Linked DNA regions of Mus musculus: region 2 is linked to region 1. A link is a loop called in an ENCODE intact Hi-C map of the cell type or tissue named here. Cell type or tissue: left cerebral cortex. All regions are shown on one strand. Each heading gives the region's core, and the rest is flanking DNA. Links, peaks and the distances in the headings are about the cores only. Region 1 overlaps Gm32849 (a long non-coding RNA gene). Region 2 has its middle 40 kb from the start of Gm32849.

Region 1 (5,381 bases), core at 129-5,128:
GCGTGGCGATGTATGCTTGTAATCCCAGCAGATTGTGGAAGGGGGGGAAGACCAACACAAATGGATCTTTGGGGCTAATCTAGTCTACTTGGTAAATTATAGGCCAGTCACAAAAAGCCCCAAGTAAGAAGAACCACATACAAGGTTGATCTTTGACTTCCATGTATGTGATAAAGCATATACATGAGCAATGAACAAGAATATATACACACGTGCCCACACACATACATACATATACACATGCACACATGCGCCCTCATACACATGTGCATATATATATGCACACACCTATGTGCATGAACACTTATACCACACATGTACACACATATACACGCACACTTATACACATATATGTGCAAATGCACATATATATACACACACTCAGAATGTTTGCAGATTGCAGTTGGCAGAGAGCTGGGAGAATATTCAGAGAGATGCCACTTTGCTAGCTTTGAAGATGAAAGAAGGAAGCTTTTTTTTTTTTTTTTTTTTTTTGTCTTCGTGACAAGATGCCTTAGACCGGGGAATCTGTAGACAACAGAATTCATTGCTTACTATTCTGGAGGTTGGGGAGTCCAGAGGACTTGTAACCCCTTCAGAGATGGTGCCTGCATGACTCATTTACATTAGTGGAAGGGACAGAGGAGTTTTCTGCAGATTCTTTATAAGGTTACTGACCTCATTCATGATGGGGGTCACTCATGGCATACTCATAACCTGTTAAATCCACCACACTGGGTATTAGGCATCCATATATGAATTAAGGGAAGGGGGCACAATTATTAAGACCGCAGCAGGGTCATGGCTTGAAGCAGGTGGGCAACCCATAGAAGCTGAAGATGTCCCATGGACTCCAGAGAGAGAAGCCTCAGTCCTTACATCCCGATTTCAGCCCGGAATCCCCATCTGATCCATGCGTCCCCACAGTGCCTCTTAGGTCATTTGAAGCTCCAAGTCTGTGACAATTTCTAGTAGCAGGACAGAAAATGAGTATGTCTTGTCTGCCCTTACCATCTGTGAACCACCTCACCAGGACAACCAGAGGGGGTCAGACCAACTGGCAGCAGCTTTCAGTAAATCCCAGCATGCAATGTGGGTAGAACTGTCACAGGTGGCAAACTGCACAGGAGGACACCAAGGGCGACTGGGACTTTTCAGGTCACAGTCACAAGTCTGCATGTCTGTTTGTCTGTCTGTCTGTGTGTCTGTCTGTGTGTCTGTCTGTCTGTGTGTCTGTCCACCTGTGTGTGTGTGTGTGTGTGTGTGTGTGTGTGTGTGTGTGTGTGCGCGTGCGCATGTAAACATGGAGGCCAGAAATCCACATTACTTGTCCTCTATCCCACTTCACCTTATTTTTTGAGACAGGAGTTTCTTCCTGAACTCAGAGGTTGCTGATTCAGCAAAACCAGCTTGTCACAGAGCCCCAGAACTCCCCCTGTCTTTGCCTCCTCCGCATTTGGAAGACAGGTACATGCCACTTGCTCCGGGCTTTTGACATGGGTGCTGGGAATCATGCTCATGTAGCAACCGCCTTATTGATTGAGCTCTCTCTCTCCAGTCCCAGGTCATGATTTTTAGCTATCATTGAAGCAGTTGGTGCCTGCTTGATCCCAACACGCACATACACACACACACACACACACACACACACACACACACACACACACACACTTCACATGTACTCTATGCGATCCAAAGGGAGAAGAACAGCCTCGATGAAGAAAAGCGCTTTGTCACGTCTCAGGCCACTTTTCAAGCTTCATCCCAGATGGTAATTGCAGCTGGTGATGTCAGTGGTTTGTTGTCGTAATAATCCCACAGGACAAACTGCCCTGAAGCTTGCAGCTGACAGCGGCAAGCAATTCTTTGGCTCGTGCACCTGTAACTATGCAATTAGGATAGGCTTGGCTGGGTGGAGCTCACAGGGGCTCTGCTCACTCACGACCAGTGGGAAGAAGACAGACAGGTGGCTGATTCTCCTCGGCTGGCCTCTCATCTCTTTGTCTGCCACACTAGAATGGCATTTTCTCATGGCTGTGGGCAGCAGCCGTGAGATGAGTAGGAATGTGCAAAGTCTCTCGTGTGAGTCATGTCTCTTAAGACACCTAAGACGCTGGGGAAAACAATGTCCCTCTGCTAAGTGACTCTTTGGTGGAAGTACACGCAAAGCAATGAGTAAAGGTGCAGACAGTGAGAATGGGTGAGTGAGAGTGTGGGTGCTTGTGAGCGTGTACACAAATATGTATTTGTGAATGTAGGTGCTGTGTGTGAGCATGCTTGCATGCATGCGTGTATGCTTTGTGTGTGTGTGCGTGTGCGCATGTGCATGTGTAGAATGGGGTTATTGAGGCAGCTAATCTAATACAGAAAAACAAATTGGAAGAAACCAGGGCATCTTCATTGGAGATTTGGTAAGCACCTACACAATACCTGGATCTTATCCAAGGGACGAGGAGCTAACCGTCCCCCACCTTATGCAGGAACCGCCTTACACAGAATGTCTGCCATGAATGCTTATGGGCAGAAGTGCTTATGGGCTGTTCTCCTCCAATGGGCCAGACTTGGCTTGGTACTGAGGAGACACCAGACAGCATTACTGGGCATTCACTCCACAAAGTAACTGTCTGCTAGTGGTGAGCCAGTGCTCAGCCCTCTCAAACGTATGGGAGAGCCAAGGCTCGGCAGGGCTCAGCTGCGTGCATGCCTGGTCTCAAGACGCCAAGCTCCATCTATCTAACACTAGAACTCTGTGCATTCTGCAGCTCCAGATTGCCTCTATTCTCTGATTCCCCCAGTGCTTACATGTGCCAGGTCTCCAGTGTGCCAAGCAGAGCTCACATCTTAGAAATGATTCATGAAACCTCTGTGTCACCATCTATCATATGCACCAACTGCCCATGCCTTCTGACCTTTGCCCTGGCATGAGGTCATTACAGTTGACGACACTAACTAGCTCCTTTAAACAATGCCGGCAACAACTGGCTCGCACCTCCTAGGCCTCTTCATCTTCATTACTGAAGCCTCTGCTTCGCCTCAGCCGTGGATTCCCGGCCTTTTACTTACCTTTGCAGGGTTCCATGTCATTAGCTGCTCACTCTTCTGGCCAATTACATGAGGTTAGCACTCCTGCAGGCAGTACCCTCCCCAGATGCCAAAACAGCTGAGGCTGCCCAGGGTGCAGGCTCTGCCCCCTAAGAGATCCAGAGGAGGCAAGAGCCTGGCAGTAGGCTGACTGTGCAGTTCACATGAAAGGGATGAGCAGCAGGCAGACATTGACTGTGGATTCCTTTCAATAAATCATACTTGAGCATGACGAGAGATTAAACCAATGGTTTAAAGGTGGCACCTCACTTCGAGGGAGGGCAGACCTTAGGGAAAGCTGTTTCAATAATGCAGATGTCACCTAAGGGATGAAACCCTGAGTATCCCCGCAGTTCCATTGGCTGGACCAGGATTCTGAGCTTGCTGAGAGCAAAGGCATGGCTTGCTCCAGCAGCATCCGAGTGAGGCAACGCACAGGCAGCAGGGTGGAGATATGAAGAGATATGAACAGGGTGAGCTGGTTGAATAAATGAAGGGGTCTCCATTGTTTTCTTTGCTCACCAGGAAGGTGGGGACGGGGAGGAGGTGGTTATCATCCTGTGGCATGTCTGTTGCTCATGTGTCTAGTTTTGCAATTGCATCTAATTTTCTCAGCTCAGCCTAATCATTCTCTATATAGAGAAAGACACCACAATATGGAGAAATTGTTCAGGAAATCAAGCCAGAAAACAGGGTTCAAGACAAAGGCTCCCACTTTTGGAGAAAACTTCCTCATTCTGATAGAGAGGAAACATAGGGAGAAGGGTGATTTAACCACACGAGTGGGACTGTGTGTGGACAGGACAAGGGAGCTGGGTACAGCTGTACTTTTCTCTGTAGGAGCCACCAGATGAGTAAGTGGAGGTGTGTGTGTGTGTGTGTGTGTATGTGTGTGTGTGTGTGTGTGTTTGGCCTGGAAAACCTTGAGCCACTAGGCAGTGTCTGAGCTAAGCTCTGAAGTATGACCCCATGAGGATTCCATAGCCTCTGGTGAGCATGGATCATGTCTAGCTCAGAACATGCTACTTAGAACTCTGGTACCCTTTTAATGTAGAGTCTGCTGACCCCAGCCCAGGTGATGTTCAATGCTTCCAACTCATAGATCTGCAGGTTTGGCACCGCACTGAGCAGAAGGTGTCTTTGGAGGACTGTCCCCCAAATGATGCTTGGTGTGCTAGAACACAGTGGACTAGCCAAAGTATTGTGGAAGAGAATCAGGTCCCAAGTGCAGGTGAGAGGCTCACCTTTTGCTGTGAAAAATACATGCAACACCCCCCTGTGATTCATGATGGCTGCAAGCACAGCTCTCTGAGTCTGGGGCCAAGGCTTTCTAACCATTGGAAAGCCCAGGCAAACCATCAAGGCAGGAAGCTTTCTTGCGGAGTCAGAGGCTTGTGAAAATGCATGGGTTAGAACACTCATCAGAACACCTCACAGAGGCTCCCATGAGCCCAGGGAGGAGGACACTTTCTCCATTAGGTTCTGATGCCTCCAGTCTCTGTGGGGAGACAGAAGCTTGGATACAGGGAGGGAGAACAACCATCTTGAATACTTTCTGTATACTGAGGCTGCATGGAGCATTTATAGAGCACCCACTGGGTGCAAACCCAGGGCTGCATCCTACATCAAAGAAGTCAACTCACTTAGCACTGTCCTTGGATAGGGTGGGAAGCACAGAGAGGCGCAGAAACTCAGTTTCAAACAGCTCAAGTTCAGGCTCCCCTCTATGTTTTAGGCTGGCCTACTGGAACGGGCCCAGTCTGTGTTTCCCAGCAATGGGAAAGGTGGTTGTGACATCTATGTCTCACAGGCGGGTGATCTGAGACACAGAGAGATGAAGTGACATATCTAAACACGAGCAGGGAAGTCTTGAGTGAACCCAGGTTTAGATGAACTATCTCGGTGAGACAAGGAAAAACACAAACACAGATAAAACCAGCTTTCCTTGGTGAAGCGGCTAATGGTTAAGTTTACAGAGACCTCCACGAAAAAACTTAAGAAGGAGAAAAGGTTGTACTTCAGCAAGGGGTATGAAACTCAGCCCACAGAGGCCTGTGGCGCTCCAGGCGGGGGGTGGGGGGGGGTGGGGGGGTGGGGGGGTTGACTTAGACAGGCTTAGTGAATGTAAACTGAGTCTTTGGGGTTGAGTACTTGGCAAGTACTCAGACTCTTTGCCTTTGCTTCTGATAACCTAGCTCCCTCTTGGCACACTCTTCCCTGTGGCCTTGCATTGAGACTCCCAGTGATCAAGAGCTGGCTCCTGCACTTTGCATAATGTCTGGGAAGCTTGGTACTAAAAT
Region 2 (5,381 bases), core at 170-5,169, 75 kb after region 1:
TCTATAGGCTGAGAATCCACATGCAGTTCAGCTTCCAGCAGGGACCCAGGACATATTCAGCCAGAAAGTGTTCCAGGTTTACAGTCCAACTTAAAAAGAAGAAAACTGTTTTAATTATAAACTCTCTTTTTAAAACAACTAATAACTTGGAACCAGAGGACCTGCGATCCAGTATGTCTCATATTTAAAGCAAGTAAATTGCTACTGGGAAAAGAAATAACCAGCCAGAGAAGGCAGCAAAAAGGGAAAGAGAATCCAGATTAAACAGCCTGGGGGTGTGGCCCAATTACACTGTCTTCTTCCCCAGTGTTTTGTCTGCAGAAGGCGCTTCTTTTTTTTCCCCCCTTCAAAGAGGAGGAATAAATTTTAATGTGACAGCTGCTATGATCTCCACTGCAAAATTAAAACACATTTTGTCAGATTTTTTATATTTTATTGACACATATATAATTTCATAGTGCAAACACAGCTCATATTTTACAAGCCCTGTAAACAGACAAAGAGATACACACCTTCCCTCTAAATCAATGGGGCACAGCACAGGGAGTGGGGAGGGTCTTAAAGCTACAGATGAGCCCAATATAGATAACCGCTAAAGTGCAGGACAGAGGGTTCCAAAGCAAGCCAGGGGTCTGTAGGAACTTGCTCTTCCTCCTCCGGAGCACGCTCGACAGGGCCCAGGGGGCTGCGACCCTCAGGGTAGAGCACACCTTTATTCAAGACCTCAGGATAATGACTCAAGGAAAACAAAGTTCTTATTTCTACTGTGTGATCCCTGAAACTAGGTGCCCAAGATGTAGCAAAATGTCCTCCTATTCCATGAGAAGACTGGGGAGTGGAAACTCACTGGGCACTGGGTTAGAGCCAGATACAGCAAGAAGGTCAGGAGTGCTCCAGTGTGGCAGGGTGTAAGGCTGATGTGTGGAGGTGGCTGAGCTCTTCCAAAAGCCAGAGAGAAGGGCTCAGGAAGCTTTTGGCATGAAGAAATGAGAAGCCTTGATGCTCAGAGGTGTCTTTAACTTTATTTAAATATTACACAGCGTACACATGTGTCACCATCACATGTTCCCCAGTATCAGCTCAAAATAAGTTTAAGTGAGAAGTAAACAAACTATCCCAGCCCCCATACAAAGAGCCTAGAGCCATCTTTCCAAGAGAAAGCAGGATGCACCATGCTGCAGCAGTCAGGACATTCCACTTCTCGATATCAGTGCCTGGGATATCTCACATGCAGCTGTGTGCAGGTGATACTGGCAATGCCACTTGCTAGAGTCCGGGAAGATCATGGAAAGGCCCCTAAGCATGGGGGATGGGGGGGTCCCTGCAGCTTACAAGGGACCTCTCATGGCTACTGCAGAACAGAAATCTAACCTAAAATACTCAAAAGGCTGCAGGTTTACACCCATGCCAGGCACGGTGTCTGCTTTTAAGTTCAAGATCACGCTGGAGTATGGGCTGCTTTAAATATGGCAGCTGGTTATGCACCACCACTCCTCTATAAAGGCAGATCCTAGGCTGGGGTGATCTCAGTGGTAGATGCTTGTCTTGCATGTGAAAAGCCCTGGACTCGATCCCCAGTGTGAAAAAGAAAAGGGAGGGAGGAAGGGAGGGAGGGAGGGAGGGAGGGAAGGAGGGAGGGAGGGAGGGTGGCAAAGTAGATTGTAACTTGTCTCACTTTTACGTGGGTCAGCTTTCTATGCTCATTGGTAAGAAGATGAAATGGCTGGAAAGGCCCTCACAGGTGACCTCACCCAGCCTGGAGTTAACCCTCGCCACACCCTGTGGGTCTGGATATTCTGCATCTCAAGGGAGGTTGGGTAGTTTTGATTCTTGTGACTGGCATGGGGGCACATACACAGTGTTCACTTGTAAGTAGCGGAAATGGGGAACTTGAATCCAAACTGGGGTGCTTCCAATGGCATCCCAGTAAGAAAGTCACAGAAATGAGAAGGAGGGAGTGGCTGTCCTGAAGAGTCAAGCTTCAAGTTGTCTCAGTGGTGCCAGGGAGACGGGGACACACCTGCTGAACTGCCTAGAACATGGGGCTGCAAGCAAGACAACGTGGCTGCCCTAAGTCTCTGGGTTGGTTCATTACACAGGTTACCACTTTTCAGATGAGAATGCTGGGCCTTACATGGTCTCTAAGAAGACCAAGTGACCTTTCTCACAGCTTACAGAGGTACCACCTAAGACTCAAACCCAGCTGGCAAGGTTATGCTCATGCCCACCACCCCACACTACCTTCCCAGCCTCATCCGGCACCTCAGAAGCAGAGGTTTGTGTGCAGACCAGCGGTCTAACCCCCCAGTTAGGAAACACAAAAGCAAACTCCACCCCCTGACATTCTGATCAAGAGTTTAATATATTCCTGCCTTCGTGATTATCTGTGCCCAGTACTTATTTTTAGCTTCATTTAAATATCATGTTCTCAAGGAGAGCAACATTAAAATAAACTCATAGCAAGAAACAGACCATCTGGGGATGGAGAACCATGGAGAATGGTGGGAACACCAGAAGCAACAACAGCATCATCTGCCTACATAGCACTGGGCTCCAGGCTTGCCACGTGGTATCCTAGAAGCACTGAGGGAAGCAAACTGAAAAAGAGAAGTCATGAATAGTTGAGATTTAACTCTAAAGTTTGTTACGAAACACAGACTAGAATCCCCCACTCCTTCTGCCTCCCCTTCCCTCTGCCCTGCCACCCACAGATAGGTGTTAAAATGTCCATTACTTTCTTACTGGGATGCCATTTACAACACCCAAATCCATAATCGCATCCCACTGTTTCTGCTTCTGTTGCTTTACATCCACAGTGAATGCTTTGCCCATCCCAGGGGCCCAGATGCAAGGTTCTTTGTTTTAAATGAAGGCTACAGAGTGGGAGAAAAATCTTTGCTAGCTATACTTCAGGCAAGGGGGTAATGCCTGGGATATAAAGTGAACCATAAAACAACAACAACAACAACCCTTCTCTTTGGTTTTTTTGAGGCAGCATCTCCCTGTGTAGTTCAGGCTGGCCTCTAGCTCATAATCCTCCTGCTTCAGCCTGAAGAGCCTTAGAGCATTAATTCTAAAAGCAAACAAACAAACAAACAAACAACAAACAAAATCCACTCATTTATTGTATTTAATGTGTGGGCACACAAGTGTAGAAGTCAAAGGACAATTTTTGGGGGTCAGTTCTTTTTCTCCACTGTGTTTTTGGGGGGGATTGAACTCTGATGGTCAGGGTTACCCATTGAGCCATCTTGCTAGCCCTGATAGGACTGCTCCTGACATCAGCAATAAGGTTTAAAACAGCTGACCTCTTTGAGACTCAGATTATCTGGATTCACAGAAGGATACGCTCAAATATGGGGATGAGGGCATCTGTGAGGATGACAGAGGAGAAACACCAGGGAAAGGTGAACAGGCCGCCATTGCAGCTCTAGTAGGTGAGTCTGGGAGGTGTGTCTTCTGAGGGGGGCAGTCACAGTGGAGAGCTGAGACCAGAGATGCAGCAGTGTTGGCTCAGAATGGCGGAGGGGCCTGAAAGGAGGCAGAACCTAAAGAGTCCTGGAGAACAAAGGCCCCAGTCACAGCAAATCCTGTGAAATGTAGGGACTATCACACAATGGCCTTGAAAACATTTAAATATCTTAGAATAAAGCTAACAAAGGAAGTGAAAGACTGGAACAATGAAAACTTTAAGCTCTTGGAGAAAGACATTGGAAAAGATCTCCCACGCTCTCGGGTTAGGACTAGTACCATGAAAATGGCCACCCTACCAGAAGCCATCTCCAGATTCAGTGCACTCCTTATCAAAACTCCCAACACAATTCTTCACATGGATTGGAACAAGTAATCTTAAATTTCATATGGACACACAAAACACACAGGGTAGCTGAAACCATCTTGAATGGTCACTGGGCGCTACACTGTGCCACTCAGACGCGGTGAGTAGTTCATGTGCCCATTTTGAGAGACGCATCTTTGATGTGAGGACCCTGGGACTCGGAGGAGGTACTCAGCCTAGAAGACTAGGAGCAAGCACTGTGCTTGTTGCCTAGCTCCCTACATCTGCAGATCCTACCATAGCAACCTCTACCTCCCAGAGCTCAGAGCCCTGCCTTGGGCATCGGAACTATTTATCAAACATCGCTCTAATTGACTGTCTGGCAGACTGACTGCTTCCAGACTGCATGCAGAGCAGGCCAGTCTCTGCTCACCCTCTGTCTGTCTGTTTGTTCACAGAAGTTCCTGGATGAACAGCCTAGATTCCAATGTTAGCTTTTATGGCCTTGGGCTTGGGTTGGACACCTTCTGTGTCCTTGCCTGTAAAAGGGAATAGTGCTGCCCACCTTGTCAGGTTCCTGAAGGAATTGTAAAAAAAAAAAAAACCCAAATGTATGGAATGTCTATGGCACATAGTAGGCATTTCATAAATGGCCACTGTGAATTTAAGAATGATATCTAGGATGGGATACAATCTCATACTCCCCCACTACTATTTCTATGTAAGCACCTGACAAGCTAGTCTGTCATTACACATAATTCTCCAAGTTGCCCCCCTTAAACCCATCATTGACACCCTCTGCCCTCCCACACTTCCTCTCCGCCCCTAATCTACACCCATCTTCTACTAGAATCTTTCTGTGACATGGTCTTACAGGAAGTTTAGAAAAATGGAACCCTGCATTTCTACAGAGCTCCAGGGCCGTGCACCCCCGAGCTGGAGACGCATGAGGAAGTCAGCTGCATTTCTACAGAGCTCCAGGGCCGTGCACCCCCGAGCTGGAGACGCATGAGGAAGTCAGCGGCTAGAAACCCAGACACCCAGAGTTCATGGAAAGGAACTGAGTGCAGAGATTTCCTCTCCACTGAGCTATTTTTTTTATCTATAAATAGAACTCTTAAATTAGGCTTGAAAATTAAGGAACGCCATTTAAATCAAATTACAGTAAAGAGGAAGATTTCGAGAAAATCAATCACTTCACAGTTATTATACTGAACTGGGCGTGCTGATGAGAAAGGCCTCTGTCTTGTCCTGATTGTCTCAGGGATGCTCTGGGCCCAAAGCTTGACCCCCTACCACCCCTTCCAGGCTGGCCAGACAGCTTCAGAGCCTGGGCAGCTTCCTCAAAGCTCACACATTACCCCCAGGCAGGCTCTGCTTGAGCGAGAAGGTCCCTTTCTGCTCCACGTAGATGAGTAGGAAGTCTTGACATCGTCTGGATTTGAATACTTTGCCATATGTGTACACTGTAAATATCCTCTCCTAGACCGTGACTCACTGATTCTCTCAAAAGTGTCTTTTTAGCAAGCTTGAAGACAAATTCAGGCTCACCTATCAACAACCCTAGCCTGGAGTCAGAGAGACCATGGTCCCTGCGTCTGAG

The links. A loop is a pair of places that touch in the nucleus more often than their neighbours do. Peaks named below come from ENCODE experiments on the same cell type or tissue, not always from the same donor. Only the 100,000 strongest peaks of a DNase experiment are listed, where the experiment ranks them.
Region 2: a loop joins it to region 1, with 5 times the contacts of the local background. A loop is called at or near these places in 3 of 42 quality-filtered maps.

The regions. Positions count from the first base shown.
Region 1 is chr7:49,073,052-49,078,432 of GRCm38, reverse strand. It overlaps Gm32849 (a long non-coding RNA gene), which reads right to left. Exons shown (of 2, transcript XR_391458.3): 1 at 1-5,381. It also overlaps a transcript of Nav2 not described here. Among named protein-coding and RNA genes, the nearest start is that of Gm32849, 34 kb to the right of the region's middle. In left cerebral cortex, for the core only: no CTCF peak of the experiment used is centred there; DNase peaks (open chromatin) are centred at 2,028 and 2,716.
Region 2 is chr7:48,998,209-49,003,589 of GRCm38, reverse strand. It overlaps a transcript of Nav2 not described here. Among named protein-coding and RNA genes, the nearest start is that of Gm32849, 40 kb to the left of the region's middle. In left cerebral cortex, for the core only: no CTCF peak of the experiment used is centred there; DNase peaks (open chromatin) are centred at 278, 2,543 and 4,805; H3K27ac peaks cover 1,664 bases.